3 separate regions of the Homo sapiens genome follow, and regions 2 and 3 are each linked to region 1. A link is a contact called in ENCODE Hi-C or POLR2A ChIA-PET data. All regions are on one chromosome and are shown on one strand. Each heading gives the region's core, a stretch centred on a gene start or an enhancer-like site at or near the end of the contact. The rest is flanking DNA. Distances are from core to core; before and after follow the strand shown.

The links. Hi-C counts contacts between places; a loop is a spot of excess contacts on that map. ChIA-PET counts read pairs that join two places held with the same protein, here RNA polymerase II (POLR2A). Pooled maps may share reads with other maps.
Region 2: a pooled map shows a loop between it and region 1 (4-fold over the local background). The contact joins the enhancer-like site here to the promoter of PTGES2-DT in region 1. A Hi-C loop is called at or near these places in 7 of 50 pooled maps. POLR2A ChIA-PET finds 5 or more read pairs at or near these places in 4 of 52 experiments (B cell, activated B cell, activated CD4-positive, alpha-beta T cell and 1 more).
Region 3: a loop to region 1 is called in a pooled map, with 4 times the contacts of the local background. The contact joins the enhancer-like site here to the promoter of PTGES2-DT in region 1. A Hi-C loop is called at or near these places in 28 of 168 maps with a recorded cell type or tissue (B cell, CD4-positive, alpha-beta T cell, CD4-positive, alpha-beta memory T cell and 22 more), 17 of 37 single-sample maps with no recorded cell type and 30 of 50 pooled maps. POLR2A ChIA-PET finds 5 or more read pairs at or near these places in 5 of 52 experiments (H1, WTC11, activated B cell and 2 more).

What each region holds. Positions count from the first base shown.
Region 1 is chr9:128,127,279-128,132,299 of GRCh38, forward strand. It overlaps PTGES2-DT (PTGES2 divergent transcript), which reads left to right and starts at 1,251. Exons shown (of 1, transcript NR_024425.1): 1 at 1,251-3,356. It overlaps PTGES2 (prostaglandin E synthase 2), which reads right to left and starts at 451. Exons shown (of 7, transcript NM_025072.7): 1 at 161-451. The coding sequence starts at 439. RefSeq lists enhancers at 1-51, 692-811 and silencers at 192-481, 1,122-1,321, 1,352-1,461.
Region 2 is chr9:128,005,381-128,010,401 of GRCh38, forward strand. No RefSeq gene overlaps it. Among named protein-coding and RNA genes, the nearest start is that of EEIG1, 27 kb to the left of the region's middle. RefSeq lists enhancers at 2,250-2,489, 2,790-2,849. Within about 2 kb of position 2,596, at least 25 of the 41 ENCODE cell types and tissues checked have a DNase peak (open chromatin) inside an H3K27ac peak, as active enhancers do; they include B cell, where a contact is called at or near this core.
Region 3 is chr9:128,024,121-128,029,141 of GRCh38, forward strand. No RefSeq gene overlaps it. Among named protein-coding and RNA genes, the nearest start is that of NAIF1, 41 kb to the right of the region's middle. RefSeq lists an enhancer at 4,612-4,781. Within about 2 kb of position 2,696, at least 10 of the 41 ENCODE cell types and tissues checked have a DNase peak (open chromatin) inside an H3K27ac peak, as active enhancers do; they include B cell, CD4-positive, alpha-beta T cell, CD8-positive, alpha-beta T cell and 1 more, where a contact is called at or near this core.

The sequences.
Region 1 (5,021 bases), core at 1-2,500:
CTATTTTACACAAAAGAATACAGAGGGTTCGGAGACTTCAGACCAAGTCACTCGCCCAAGGTCACAAGCAGGCAGAGGCAACTCCTGACCCTGCGGGTTCCCAGGAGTCCCGAGTTCGGCGCTGATCAGCATCCCCATCCCCGGCCGGGCCAGGCCTTACCTGCGCGGCTGAGCGCTCTGCGTGGAGGTCCTGGGCGCGCAGGTGCCACCGCGCCGTGTGGTACAGCCCCAGGGCTCCCCCCAGGGCCAGCGCCGCAGCTCCCAGCAGCCGCGGGCTCCCCTTACGAGCTGCAGCCACGGGGCTCGGGCCGCCCGCCGCCCCCGCGAAGCCAGCCCGGCTCTGCGTGGGTAGCAGCGGCTGGGGGCGGCCTCCCAGCCTCCAGGCCAAGGCGCACCCACCAGGCCACAGCGCCCGCACCACCCGCGCAGCCGGGTCCATGTTCGCTCCGCCGGCGCCGCGGGCGGGCGCGCGAAACGAAGACGCCGAGGCACGCGCGGCGTTTAAAGGGCCAGGACTCTGGCGCCCCGCGGGTTGGCCGGGGTGAGGGCGACGCTAAGGGAACCCTCAGCGCTCTCGGGACTGGGCGTGTGCCCGGCGCCCAAGTTCGAAACGCCCGCCAGAGCCGCAGAGGCCCGCTCGGGAACGTTTGCAGACCGTTCCATGCTTCCGCCTCCAAAGGCTCTTGGGTAGTGACCCGGCCGACTGCAGGGGGGCGAACGTCTCCTCGCCCCACCTTGACCGCCTAAAGGGCGGCGTGGCCGTCTGTAACACGTACTTGCCCACCTCTCTTACGGGCGCCCATTCAAAACAACTCCAGCCCTTCCTAGAGTCAGTACAGGCGCCGCGACTTCCGGCCACTGAAAGCCCCGGAAACGACCCGACCCGGCACCAGGTGTTGCGGTTCTCTCTGCCCTCCCGCCTCATTGTCCGCTTCCTACTGTGACCCGAACCATAAAATTTTCCCGAACCCGAAGGGGCCTTGGAAACCACGTGTCTCTGATTTCGCCCACGCGAAGCGGCCGGCCCGCCGACCCCGAGATTTCCAGGGAGAGGATGGCAAAGTGGGGTGCCAGGCTGCTCGGTCCTTCTGCTGGGCTCCCCCGCCCTAGCTGAAGCCCGGAGCCTCCACCGCATAGGCGTCTCCGCGGACAGCCCCGGGATGGCCCCGCCCGGCGCCCGAGAGGGGGCGGGACTCGCAGAGTGGGCGGGGAGAGGGGCGGGGCGAGGGGGGAGCTCTGAGTCCCGGCTCTGCTGCTCCGCCGCGTCCCACTCTTCTCGCTCCGCTTTCGCCCCGCATCTTCCACCTTCCTTCCAGTCCTTGCGGCGACCGAGCCCGCAGTGTCAGTCCCCAGCGGGGACCTGAGTATGCCGGTGAAGACGAGAGCGGAAGGCGAGGACGACGGCTTCGGGGAAGCGGGTGACCCGAGGAGACTGCTGGAGCGACCTTGGCGTTTCCGGGGGTGCCTTCCCGGGAAGGGGAATCGGGATGTTGGCTTCGAAGGGACCGAAGGGCCCACCTCGACCCGCCCCGAGTGGGTTTGGAGTTGTAGGTGCTGTCTCGGATGCAGGGCGAGCACCCGCGAGCGGGTAACCAGTCCCGTGAGAGCTGCAGGTCCCCAGCCCCGTTTTACAGATAGGGAAACTGAGGCAGCTGCTGGGACACTCGCCCATATGGGTTTTGCTCCACCCACTTCCTTCAGCCACTTTACAGACCAGGAGTTGAGGGACTGCTCGAGCTTAGAGTGTTTAGGGGTGGTTGAGGGTGACCCCCATGTTCTGTGCTCTACTCTATCCCTATCCAGGCCTTCTCCCAGCGCCACTCTCACGCTCCTGCTTGCTAGCTCCTGCTTGCTAGCTCCTGCTCCTCCCAGCTTCATCCTCCTCCTGTTTACATTAATTGCTCCTGATCTTCCACACTCTTGATTTTCCGGATTCTAACTCCATCAAAATGTAACTTGATGTGTTCAGGCCCCGGGGACACCTAGGCACTTGAGGGGGGCGGGTCCGTGTTTGGCCTGCTGGGCTTAGTAGGAGGGTCTGGCCCGGGGCGGGGAGCGCGATGCTCTGCTGGGTCAGCATCTCCAGCCACCTGGCTTTGCTGGTGTGGCCTCGCAGCCTTGCCAAATGTGAGCAGCTTACAGAGCAACCAGTTGCACGTGCTTAAGCTGCCGAGGTGACACAGGGCGCTGTAGGGTCCAGCCCCACAGGGTCGGTAGGTCTCTCCCTGTGTGCGGCGACGAGAGAGTGTAGAAATAAAGACACAAGACAAAGAGACGAGAAAAGGCAGCTGGGCCCGGGGGACCACTACCACCAATGCGCGGAGACCGGTAGTGGCCCCGAATGTCTGGCTGCACTGTTATTTATTGGATACAAGGCAGAAGGGGCAGGGTAAAGAATGTCAGTCACCTCCAATGATAGGTAAGGTCACGTGGGTCACGTGTCCACTGGACAGGGGGCCCTTCCCTGCCTGGCAGCGGAGGCAGAGAGGGAGAGGAGACAAAGAGAAAGACAGCTTACGCCATTATTTCTGCATATCAGGGACTATTAGTATTTTCACTAATTGACTACTGCTATCTGGAAGGCAGAGCCAGGTGTACAGGATGGAACATGAAGGCGGACTAGGAGCGTGACCACTGAAGCACAGCATCACAGGGAGACAGGCCTCCAGATAACTGCGGGCGAGCCTGACTGATGTCAGGCCCTCCACAAGAGGTGGAGGAGCAGAGTCTTCTCTAAACTCCCCCGGGGAAAGGGAGACCCCCACCCTCCCTTTCCCGGTCTGCTAAGTAGCAGGTGTTGTTCCTTGACACCTTTTGCTACTGCTGGACCATGATCCGCCTGGTAACGGGCGTCTTCCCAGATGCTGGCGTCACCGCTAGACCAAGGAGCCCTCTGGTGGCCCTGTGTGGGCATAACAGAAGGCTCGCACTCTTGTCTTCTGGTCACACCTCACTATGTCCCCTCAGCTCCTATCTCTGTATGGCCTGGTTTTTCCTAGGCTATGATTATAGAGCGAGGATTATCATAATATTGGAATAAAAAGTAATTGCTACAAACTAATGATTAATGATAGTCATATATAATCATATCTAAGATCTATATCTGGTATAACTATTCTTGTTTTATATTTTATTATACTGGAAGAGCTCGTGTCCTCTGTCTCTTGCCTCGGTGCCTGGGTGGCTTGCCGCCCACACACAAAAAAGATAAATGTTTGAGGTGATGAAGATCTTAATTTCCTTGATTTGATCATTACATGTTTCATACAGGTATCAAAGTATCACATGTACCCCCAAAGTATGTACAACTATGATATATCATAAATAAATGAATAAATAAATAATAAAAGACAGAAGCCTGACCATGCTATGTTCAATCCACAGCTACGCCCCTCACTGTGCACCTGATCTCCCCATCTCACGCCAGTTCCTGAGAGACAGGACAGAGAACAGGGGCAGGGCTGCCCTGCCCTAACCACTGGTCTTCAGTTAGTTATCCTGGCAATACTTCCAAGGTGCCCTGCCCTGGTGCCCCCCACACTTGAGATAGCCCCGTCCTATCCCCCCACCCTGCAGGTGGGTCTGTGCAGAGGTGAGGTCACTGCTCCAAACCTCAATGGAGGGCACTGGGGCAGGTGTGCGCCATCCGTCACTGCACCCAAGGCCGTACACCATGCAAGCAGTCCTTCTCCCTTTTCCACGTGGAGGCTTGTGCATCTGGGGACAGATTTCAGAATTTAGGATACCCTAGTCCCCTCTTCAGGGCTTTGTCACCCACCTTTCATGTCCATAAAGCAGCAGAGCTTCTGTGGCCATGTCTCAGTACGTTTGATCCAGCATCAGCAAAGAAAGCCCAGTCTTTTGAAAGCCAGTGGTTGCAGTAGGCACATCCTCTCCAAGCCTATGCTCCCCAAGGTAGAGGTTAGCTATTTCTTGCCAAGTATGAATGCTGATTTCCAATGGCCATTAGGGAATAGAACCCCCCACCCCAGGGAAGCAAAGCCACCCTCTTCCTCCTCCCCCTCACTCAGCTCCCATTATTGGCCTGCCTAAGGAGCACCTCTGGGCTCTCCTAAAAGAAGAAAAGCCACTGTGTCCTTGCAAGTCGCACCTTTGTCCCTTAGTTCCACGAAAAGCTGCTACATGCCTACAGTGTGCCAAGCACTGGGGCTCTCCCTGTGGCACCTCGTTACACGCTAGAAGGCAGGTGCTGTTCAGAAATTTCTGATGCTGTTGGTGTCCTGCACTCAAGATGCTTCCCAAAGCCAGATTCCACTCACCGGCAGCCTCGCTGGGAGCACAGAGGGTTTCCTGATGCTCACACTCCACAGAGAAACAGGTGGAGACGTGTCCATCAGGGCGAGAAGGTGGCCATTGGGAATAGGAAGGACATTCCCCCTGAGCCATGGCACAAGGGGAGGCAGCCATGGGGAGAGGACAGAGCAGGGAGAGCAAGAAGGAACCTGGGAAGGAAGGTCTCTTGGGTCCCTGGAAGCTCCAGGCTGGGCCACAGGGATCAAGGGGCACTCACTGGCCAGAGCTGAGAAACATCTGCTCCAGTCTCTGGATGCCTGCCTGTCCACCGCCAGCTGCTGGTGAGATGTTCTTGTTTGAGGGTAGATTTTATCTGCATAAGCTCCCCAGTGGTGAGGGTCCCAGGAAATGAGTGCTACACAGACATTCATAAGGCAAAAAGCCTATCCCCACCCCCACCCCACGTTATAGATGCTCAGAGGAGACTGGTGTGACCAAGTTACCAGGTCCCAGGTGGGGCGGGACTGGCCCTAACAACCCCGGCATTCCAATATCCTGTCCAGTGTGTGCTCTGAGGTTGGAAGACCCCAGAGCACGGTCTGCTATCTTCTCAGCAGCTGCAGAGGTTATTGGAATCGTAACATGTCTCCAGGATGGGAAAGGAGGAAGCAGCAGTCGCCTACATCTCCCGGAAACCCTGCCAGGGACCAGATGTCGCACAGGCTTCCCGGCACGCTTTGTGGAATCATCCAATCTGAAGTCAGGCC
Region 2 (5,021 bases), core at 1,346-3,845, 120 kb before region 1:
GGTTCAAGCAATTCTCCTGCCTCAGGCTTCCGAGTAGCTGGGATTACAGGCACCTGCCCTCACGCCAGGCTAATTTTCTTCTGCATTTTTAGTAGAGACTAGGTTTCATCATGTTGGCCAGGCTGGTCTCGAACTCCTGATCTCAGGTGATTCACCCGCCTCGGCCTCCTAAAGTGCTAGGATTACAGGCGTGAGCCACCGCACCCAGCCAATCCCAGCACTTTGGGAGGCTGAGGCAGGCAGATTACCTGAGGCCAGGAATTCAAGACCAGCCTGGCCAATATGGTGAAACCCCCGTCCCTATTAAAAATACAAAAATTAGCTGGGCATGGTGGCAGGCACCTGTATAGTCCCAGCTACTCGTGAGGCTGAGGTGGAAGAATCCCTTGAACCTGGGAAGTGGAGGTTGCAGTGAGCTGAGATCATACCACTGTACTCCGGCCTGAGCAACAGAGCAAGACTTTGTCTCAAAAAATTAATTAATTAATTAATTAATTTAATAAATACATAAATAAATTACTCAACCACTCAAAGCTAACTGTGAGTGGGCTTCCACGCTCTTCCAAATGCACCATGCTGTGCATTTCCCCAAAATGCTGGCCCTGCCTCTGCAGAGGAAATGCTCCCACCCCTGCGGCAGGCAGCACAGCCAGGGCCGGCACCAGTGGGTGATTTACTGGTCTAGCTGAGGCTGACCCTGAGCCTTCCGGGAAGCATCTGCACTGCGGCTCCCATCACTGCCCTGGGAGCCGCTGCACGCCTGGGGAAGAGCCCAGCTGCCACAGCACAGGAAGCCCTCGAGTCTGTGTCAACTCCCGTCTCCGGCTGGACAGGACCAGCCAGGGAAGAGGAGCCTCCGTGAGGTCAGCAGGGGCCAGGCTCTGCTCGGGGCACTTGTTTTCTTTTCCTCTTACAAAATGGAAATTGCTTTATTTATTATAAATATAAATGCAGATGTATGATTTTTTAAAAAAGCATCACGCAAATGCGGAAAACTTTAAAGAAAAAAGCCTACCTCACCTCCGATCCCATTACTCAGAAAACACATACACACACACTTCTGTTTCCCCAGAAAGGAAATCAAACTGTACATAGAGAACCTGCTTTTGTTTTTTCTTTTGAGACAGGGTCTCACTCTGTCACCCAGGCTGGAGTGCGGTGATTCAGTCTTGGCTCACTGCAGCCTCTGCCTCCCAGGCTCAAGCGAACCTCATGCCTCAGCCTCCCAAGTAGCTGTACCACCACGCCCAGCTAATTTTTTTTTTTTTTTTTTTTTTTTTTTTGGAGAGACAGGGGTCTCACTATGCAGCCCAGGTTGGTCTCGAACTCCTGGGCTCCAGTGATCCTTCCGTCTCAGCCTCAAAGTGCTGGGATTACAGGTGTGAGCCACCTTGCCCGGCCAAATTTAGCTATTCTAATAGATATGTAGATGTATTTCCTTTTGGCTTTAATTCTCATTTCCCTGATGACTAATGAAGTGGGGAATTTTCGTGTCCTTGTTCCAGGCTATCTCAGTATCTCATCAGTAAATGGAAATCTACCTTGAGATTTGTTGTGTTTGCTTCGGCAGCACATATACTAAAAATTGGAATGATACAGAGAAGATTAGCATTACAAAAAGATCTGTAATGACTGTGTAGTGCTACAACAGTGGATACAGCATTTTATTTTATTTTATATATATATTTTTTTTTTGGGGGGGGGTGGTGGGGGGATGGAGTCTCACTCTGTTGCCCAGGCTGGAGTCCAGTGGCACAATCTCAGCTCACTGCAACCTCCACCTCCCAGGTTCAAGCGATTCTCCTGCCTCAGCCTCCCAAGTAGCTGGGACTACAGGCACGCGCCACTACGACCAGCTAATTTTTGTATTTTTCGTAGAGACAGGGTTTCACTATGTTGGCCAGGGTGGTCTCAGACTCCCGACCTCAGGTGATCCGCCTGCCTCAGCCTCCCAAAGTGCTGGGATTACAGGCGTGAGCCACAGCGCCTGGCTACAGCATTTTATTGAATCGAGGCCCTAGTGATGGACATCTTGGGTAGCTTGGATATTTTGCTTTCCACACGATGCTATGACACAAACCTAGCATGTACATTTCTGCGCTTTTGTCCATGGCTTCCTGTGGCACCGATGGGTAAAAGGAGTGCTCCTGTTTAAGGCTTTTGAGACTTATTGACTAATAGCTCCCCTGGAAACCTGCACCTCTGACAGCCCCATTGGCAGCATATGGGGAACAATTCCTGCTTCTAATTCAAGCAGAAACCTCCAGCACGATGGCTTGCAGGCTTTGAGGAAGTCTTTCAAGTGTGACCTCATGACTTTTGGCAAGAAGCCAGAAATAAGGGCAGATTGGCCACAGGATTCACTTGAAGTGGCCTTGGAAAACCATTACGATGGACTGGGGGAGGCGAGGCTGTTTCAGTGGGGAAGAAGGGGAAGCGCTGGGGTCAGGCCTGGGGGTGAGCCCAGCAACAGTTCATTCCTCACCCTGCAAGCCCGGCCCAGCCACTTGGCCTCTCTCACATGAGCTTTCTCAGATGTGGAGCAGAACAAATACTAACCCTCAAGCGTGTGAAAGCCCTTTACAAACTCAAAAACAACCCCCAAAGGTGTGTTGGGAGGACCTTTTGTTTCCTCCCCGGAAGCGTGGGCGGCATGCACTTCCTGGTTGTCTGTCTGAGAGCACCTGCCTGAAGAGGATGCTGAGGAGAGACAGAGCAGGCTCCGGTGAGGGAAGAGGGGAGGTGTGGCCAGCAGAACAAGGGTCTCCCCGCACTCCAGATCCTAATCCTGTGATTATGCATGGAGGTGCCAGGTGACATGGCCAAGGATAAGGTAGCAGATGGAATGAAGGTTGCTAATCAGCCGACCTTCAAACAGGGAGATTATCCTGGATCATCTGGGGGCCCATTGTGATCACAAGGGTCCTTCAGTGTGGAGGAGGAGGCGGCAGGAGAGAGAACAGAGAGATGCAGTGTGAGGACTCAGCCCTCCGTTGCTGGCTTTGAAGGTGGAGGAAGGGGCCACAAGCCAAGGAATGCAGGCAGCCTCTAGAGGCTGGGAAAGGAAGGAAACAGATTCTCCGGAAGGAGCCTCCAGAAGGAACGAGGCTCTGCTGTGGACACTTTGACTTTAGCCCTGTGAGACCCATGTCACACTTCCATCTTCCAGATCTGTAAGATAATGAAGTTATGTTTTCTTTTCTTTTCCTTTTTTTTTTTTTTTTTTTTTGAAATGGAGTCACCCTCTGTCACTCAGGCTGGAATGCAGTGGCACGATCTTGGCTCACTGCAAACTCCACCTCCTGGGTTCAAGCGATTCTGCCTCAGCCTCTGGAGTAGCTGGGACTACATGCACCCGCCACCACGCCTGGCTAATTTTTGTATTTTTAGTAGAGATGAGGTTTCACTACTTTGGCCTGGCTGGTCTCAAACTCCTGGCCTCAAGTGATCTGCCCGCCTTGGCATCCCAAAGTGTTGGGATTACAGGTGTAAGCCACTGCACCAGGCCTTTAACTTACATTGTTTTAAGCCACTAAGTCTGTGGAAATTTGTTACAGCAGAGATAGGGAACTAACACAGGAGGACAGGCTGGCACCCTGGGCCTTAGGGACGCCTCCATTGGCGGCATTCCAGGTGAGGAAGGCACCAGGGGTGTGTGAGAGCAGGGGCCCTTGTGTCCTCTGGCATCGCGGAGCAGTGCTCTTTGCTTTGGGTTAGGGTTCACATGAAGGGAGAGAGAAATAACCCCAAGCAGGGGCCTTGAATGCCAGGCTGGGGGCATGCTGGAGGCACTGGGGAGCCACCGAGGATTTCAGGCAGGGCAGAGAGGTGATGAGGACTTGCTTTTAGCAGTGGGGATGGAGTGAGGGAGCTCTGGGCCTGGAGTCAGAGCCCTGGGTTCAAGTTCCAGCACTGCCTCTCTGGTGACGTTGGGGGCATGTTGCAGATGCCCTCCGGATTTGCACTCCCTTTCCTGAAAACGGTCGGGCTAGTTCTGGGGTCCTTCCTAGTCAAGGAACATAGCTGGCCCGGCCTAGTCAGGCCCTTTTGGGATCCAAGGGAATTCTCTGACCTGACACCTAGAAGGTAGAGAAAGTAAGAAAATAATAATGATGATAATAATAGCAACATTTATTGAGCACTAACCATGGGTTAAGAATGTTCTGTGATACATCTCATTTAATTTCACCATTCTGTCAATGGCTCTCCAGTGCTCTTCGTTTAAAGGTCAACATCCCCATTGTGACCCACAAGGCCCCATGGTATGGCCCTGCTGGCCACCTTCGGCCTCATCTCAGACCTCTCTCCTCTTCACTCTGCACTCAGCTTCTCAGTCCCAGAAAAGAATGACCCGCTCCTCCCATCTCAGGGCTTTGCACAAGCCCTCCTGCATCCGGGAATGCCGTCACCCTGGTCTCCACTGGCTCAGCCCCTCCATCCTCTGCTCTCAGCCCCACAGCCAGGTCATTGCCCTGCCCTCCCGCAAATCAGTTTCCTGTGTATGTACCTGACTCCATTTCAGATAACAAAGCCCTGCGTAGAAGTACTTCTGAGGCTGGGCGCGGTGGCTCAAGCCTGTAATCCCAACACTTTGGGAGGCCGAGGCAGGCAGATCACAAGGTCAGGAGTTTGAGACCAGCCTGGCCAATATGGTGAAACCCCGTCTCTACCAAAAATACAAAAAATTAGCTGGGCATAGTGGTGGGCACCTATAATCCCAGCTTCTCGGGAGGCTGAGGCAGGAGAATTGCTTGAACCCGGGAGGCAGAGGTTGCAGTGAGCCAGGATCATACCACTGCACTCCAGCCTGGACAGCAGAGTGAGACTACATCTCAACGAAACAAAACAAAACAAAAAGAAGTACTTCTGAACTTCTGAGTATATATCTGCGTGATTACCTGTTTGGTCTCTACCTCCCCAAGCAGGTCATGGGGACTGATAGGTTAGGATGGTGTTTGCTGAAAGAATAGGCGAGGCACGGTGGCTCATGCCTGTGATCCCAGCACTTTGGGAGGCTGAGG
Region 3 (5,021 bases), core at 1,446-3,945, 100 kb before region 1:
GGGACTACAGGCACACGCCACTACGCCCAGCTAATTTTTGTATTTTTAGTAGAGATGAGGTTTCACCATGTTGGCCAGGATGGTCTCCATCTCTTGACCTCGTGATCCACCCACCTCAGCCTCCCAAAGTGCTGGGATTATAGCCGTGAGCCACCACACCCAGCCACTAAAATGTATTTAATGGAGCCCTCGATTATTTATCTTCTGCTGCATAACAAATTACCTCAAAACCTAACAGCTTAGGACGGCAAATATTTATTCTCTTAAAGATTCCAGGAGTCAGGAATTTAGGAACGACCCTAGACGGGCGGTCTGGCTCAGGGTCTCTCCCTGGCTGTGGGCTGTGGCCGCAGTCTCCTGAAGGGACTGGGATCTGCTTCCAGGCTCACCCGTGATTGTTACAGGCCTCAGTTCCTTGCTATCTGATGTCCCCGTGATGTGACAGTGGCTTCGCACAGAGTGAGCACTGAGAGAGCCCCAGATAAAAGTGCAGTCTTTATGGCCTGGTGTGGTGGCTCACGCCTGTAATCCCAGCACTTTGGGAGGCCAAGGCGGGTAGATCACCTGAGGTTAGGAGTTCGAGACCAGCCTGGCCAACATGGTGGTCTCTGCTAAAAATTAAAAAATGAGCTGAGGGTGGTGGCAGGAGCCTGCAATCCCAGCCACTCAGGAGGCTGAAGCAGGAGAATCGCTTGAGCCCAGGAAGTGAAGGCTGCAGTGAGCCAAGATCGCACCACTGCACTCCAGACTGGGCAACAGAGTAAGAATCTGTCTCAAAAAAAAGAGAAAGTGCAGTCTTTTATAAGCGCATCTTAGAAGTGAAAGCACAGCAGCAGAGCATCCTGCCGTTGGTCACTCAGACCAGCTCTGGCCCAATGAGGGAGGGGCTTCCTGAGCCCTTGAATCCCAGAAGTCCAGGATCAGCGGGGCTTTTTTTTTTTTTTTTTAAATAAAGTTTTTTTTTTTTTATTTTTTTTTCATAGAGATGGGGTCTCTCTATGTTACCCAGGCTGGTCTCAAACTCATGGGCTCAAGCAATCCTCCCACCCTACCTCCCAAAGTGCCAGGATTACAGGTGTGAGCCACCTTGCACAGGCTGTTTTTCTTTCCTAGAAACAGGGTCTCCCTCTGTTGTAGTGGTGTGATTATAGCTTCCTGCAGTCTCAAATTCCTGGGCTCAAGTGATCCTCCCGCCTCAGCCTCCCAAGTAGCGAGGACCACAGGTGCACGCCACCACGCCCGCACCTTTCCATTCTAAACCCAGCTGCAGGGAACATCCTTGCTGGCTTCCCTTTGCTCACCTGTGAAAGGTGGGAGGGGGTGTTCCCTATGGCAGTTTACAAGCATCAGCTCATGGAATTCTCATCACACCACTCTGGTGAAACAGATTCAAATGTGCATTTGGCAGAGGAAGGGGTTGGATTCCGTGATTGCTGGGCCCTTCAAGGATTCATAGTGCCCTCGGGAACAGAGCCGTCTTGGTCTAGATAGGCTTTTTCAGTGGGAGGAGAGGGTCAAGGAAGCTGAGAAGTGGAGATGAACCGTAGTAATGCTAGCCTCACACCTGGACCTTCTTCGGTAAATGAAAGGTGGGGCAGGGCCACCACCCCATCACACAGAGGAGGAAACTGAGGTTCAGAGAGGGGCAGAGACTTGTCTCAGGCTGCACAGCTGATCAGTGACAGAACCAGGAATCACAGCCAAGTCCCCGACCTCCAGAGCCTTCTCCTAGGTTCTCACCAGGCACTGGGCCAGGCACAGAGCACACATCAGCTTGCCAGTCCCCACAGAAGCCACAGCCTTACTCTTCCTCCCATTTGTTTGTTGTTGTTGTTGTTGTTGTTAAGATAGTGTTTCACTCTGTCACCCAAGCTGGAGTGCGGTGGCATGATCACAGCTCACTGCAGCCTCGACCTCCAGGGCTCAAGCAATCCTCCCACCTCAGCCTCCCAAGTAGCTGGGACTGCAGGCTACACACCCAGCTAATTTTTGTATGCTTTGTAGAGACGGGGGTCTCGCCATGTTGCCCAGGCTGGTCTCGAACTTCTTGGCTCAAGCAATCCTCCCTCCCCAGCCTCCCAAAGTGCTGGGATTACAGGCATGAGCTACCGTGCCGGGCCTCTTCCTCCCATTTGATAGCAGAAGAAACTGAGGCTCGGAGACACTAGGTGTGGAACACCGCAGGCACCATGCATGCTGAGCACCGTAGCCATGTGCAGGCAGGAGCTGCTGTGGCCCCTGTGTCTGGGGCAGACGAGAGAGGAAGGAAAGAGGAGGCACGGCCTCGCATGAGAGATTAACTTGCGATGCCTCATTATCGCAAATTCATATCTTTGAGGCAGAACCAGAAACAGGATGTGGGTTCCCCTTTAAGGGGCTGGTGCCTCACATTGACAGGTACCATGGGACACATGTGAGCATCATGGGACAGGTAGTGTCGGTAAGAGGTTGGCACCCAGGCTTTGGAGTCAACAGGCTCCTGGCTGTGTGACTGCAGATTCGTGGCTTGACCTCTCTGGGCTTCTGAATAGCACGGGTTGTTAGGCCTGGTGGAACAGTGCTCAATAAATAGTGACAAGGTACTGAGCACTCCAACAAGTGTTGGAGGCAGGGGCAATTATTTGCCAAAAGAGGCAAAGCCTGTGGAGCGGCCTGGCCAGCTTTACCCCCGTCCCTGCTGCCACATCCATCCGCGGTCCTCTGCCCGAGCCCAGCCCTACCAAGCAAACACACCATCAAGAGGAGGCAGGTTGCTATGGCAGTACAGCTTCTGGAAAGGCCCTGGCCTCCCACACAATATCCCTCCACTGTGGTGGCCCCAGGCTTTTCCTGTGGAGGCTTCTGAGGTTGCTCCAGCCTGAGGCCAGCCTGGCCCAGATGCTGACCCAGACACAGCTGTGTTCACATGACACGGGTTTGCCGAGTACCTACCAGGTTCACATGAGCAGGACAGGCAAGGGCCACCCTGCCCTTCCCTCCTCCCAGGGCTCGACCTGGGCCCTGTAAGTGTCACTTGCATTTAGGAGCTACAATACAGCTCTCAGGAATGTCCTGAGTGTCAGGATGACAGGAAGAAAGGGAGAGCCCAGGTTCAAGAAAAGGACACTGGATTGGGTGTTAAAGGCCCATGTCTCGGCCTAACTCAGCCTTAGTGTCTCTGTGGTTGTGAGCAAACACCCATTTCTCTCTGGGTGTTTAGAACTGAGGGGAGTACATGGAGTTCTTTCAAACTAGTCAAAACAGAAGCCGAGCTGTGCACTCAGGAGGCAGGCAGCCCCTTGTTTTGGACTATCGTCTATCACTTACTCGCTGGGTGGCTTAAAGGAAGTTACTCAACATCTCTGAGCCATTTCCTCATCTCAAACTTTTGAATAACAATCCAAGGTTATTCAGAATACTAAATGAAGGCCAGGCATGGTGGCTCACATCTGCAATCCCAGAACTTTAGGAGGCCGAGGTGGGTGGATCACTTGAGGCCAGGAGTTCAAGACCAGCTAGGGCAACATAGCAAGACCTCAGCTCGGCAAAAATTTTTTAAAAATTAAGTCAACAAATAAATAATAGAATACTAAATGGGAACATTTACAGTGCTTAGAACACTTACAGTAGGAGCTCAATACATAGCAGCTGTTGCAATTAGCTCATTTTTTTCTTTAAAATAATTTCCACTTTATCAAAATAATACCATACATCAGTGAATCTGAGGCATCACCAATAGTAAGATGCACCATGATTCATGTGCTGTCCAGAGAAAACACTGCCAATTATAGTGGTCAGGTGCACCACTGATTATAGAAAGATTTATCTTGATTTTAAAGATGTTAAAATGGGCCAGGCATGGTGACTCACTCCTGTGATCCCAGCACTTTGGGAGGCTAACGCGGGTGGATCACCTGAGGTCAGGGGTTTGAGAACAGCCTGACCAACATGGCGAAACCGTGTCTCTACTAAAAATACAAAACTTAACTGGGCATGGTGGCAGGCACCTGTAATCCCAGCTACTCGGGAAGCTGAGGCAGGAGAATCGCCTGAACCCAGGAGGCAGACGTTGCACTCCAGCCTGGGCAACAGAGGGAGACTCCATCTCAAAAATAAATAAATAAATAAATAAGTAAAGAAAGAAAGATGTTAAAATGTGAATACTTTGGCATCTTAGAATTGGTGTTTTGTAGTTTGGCCGGGCACGGTGGCTCACGCCTGTAATCCCAGCACTTTGGGAGGCCAAGGCGGGCGGATCACGAGGTCAGGAGATCGAAACCGTCCTGGCTAACACGGTGAAACCCCGTCTCTACTAAAAATACAAAAAAATTAGCCAGGCGTGGTGGCGGGCACCTGTAGTCCCAGCTACTCAGGAGGCTGAGGCAGGAGAATGGCGTGAACCTGGGAGACGGAGCTTGCAGTGAGCCGAGATCGCGCCACTGCACTCCAGCCTGGGCAACAGTGAGACTCTGTCTCAAAAAAAAAAAAAAAAAAAAAAGAATTGGTGAAATAGCATACGTGCAGGGAAAGCAAAATAAACTTACCCTAAAGGCAGATAACATGCAGTGGTTTCCTGTCTGCCTCCCCAATCTCCCCACGCCGCCTCCCTAGAAGCAACCACTTTTGGCTCTGTGAGCAGTTTCTTTCCAGCACTTACACATTTTATATTTCTAAATAATAAGCACATGCTGCTATCTTTGGGCAGATTTGTTTTAGCCCTGTCGCCTGTCTACCCTCCGCTATCTACCAACCACCCAGTACGACGAAAGAGGAGTCGTCCACTGTGGAAGTCATGTGGCCTTTTAGAGTTAAATCACTAGTCACATCTCAGATTTGTCCATTTCTCTACGTATGTATTTTATTTGTTTTTTCTTCTCCTTTTTTCTTTTTTTAGATGGAGCCTCGCTCTGTCACCCAGGCTGGAGTGCAGTGGTGCTATCTCAGCTCACTGCAACCTCTGCCTCCCAGGTTCAAGCGATTCTCCTGCCTCAGCCTCCCGAGTAGCTGGGACTAAAGGTGCGCACCACTGCACCCAGCTAATT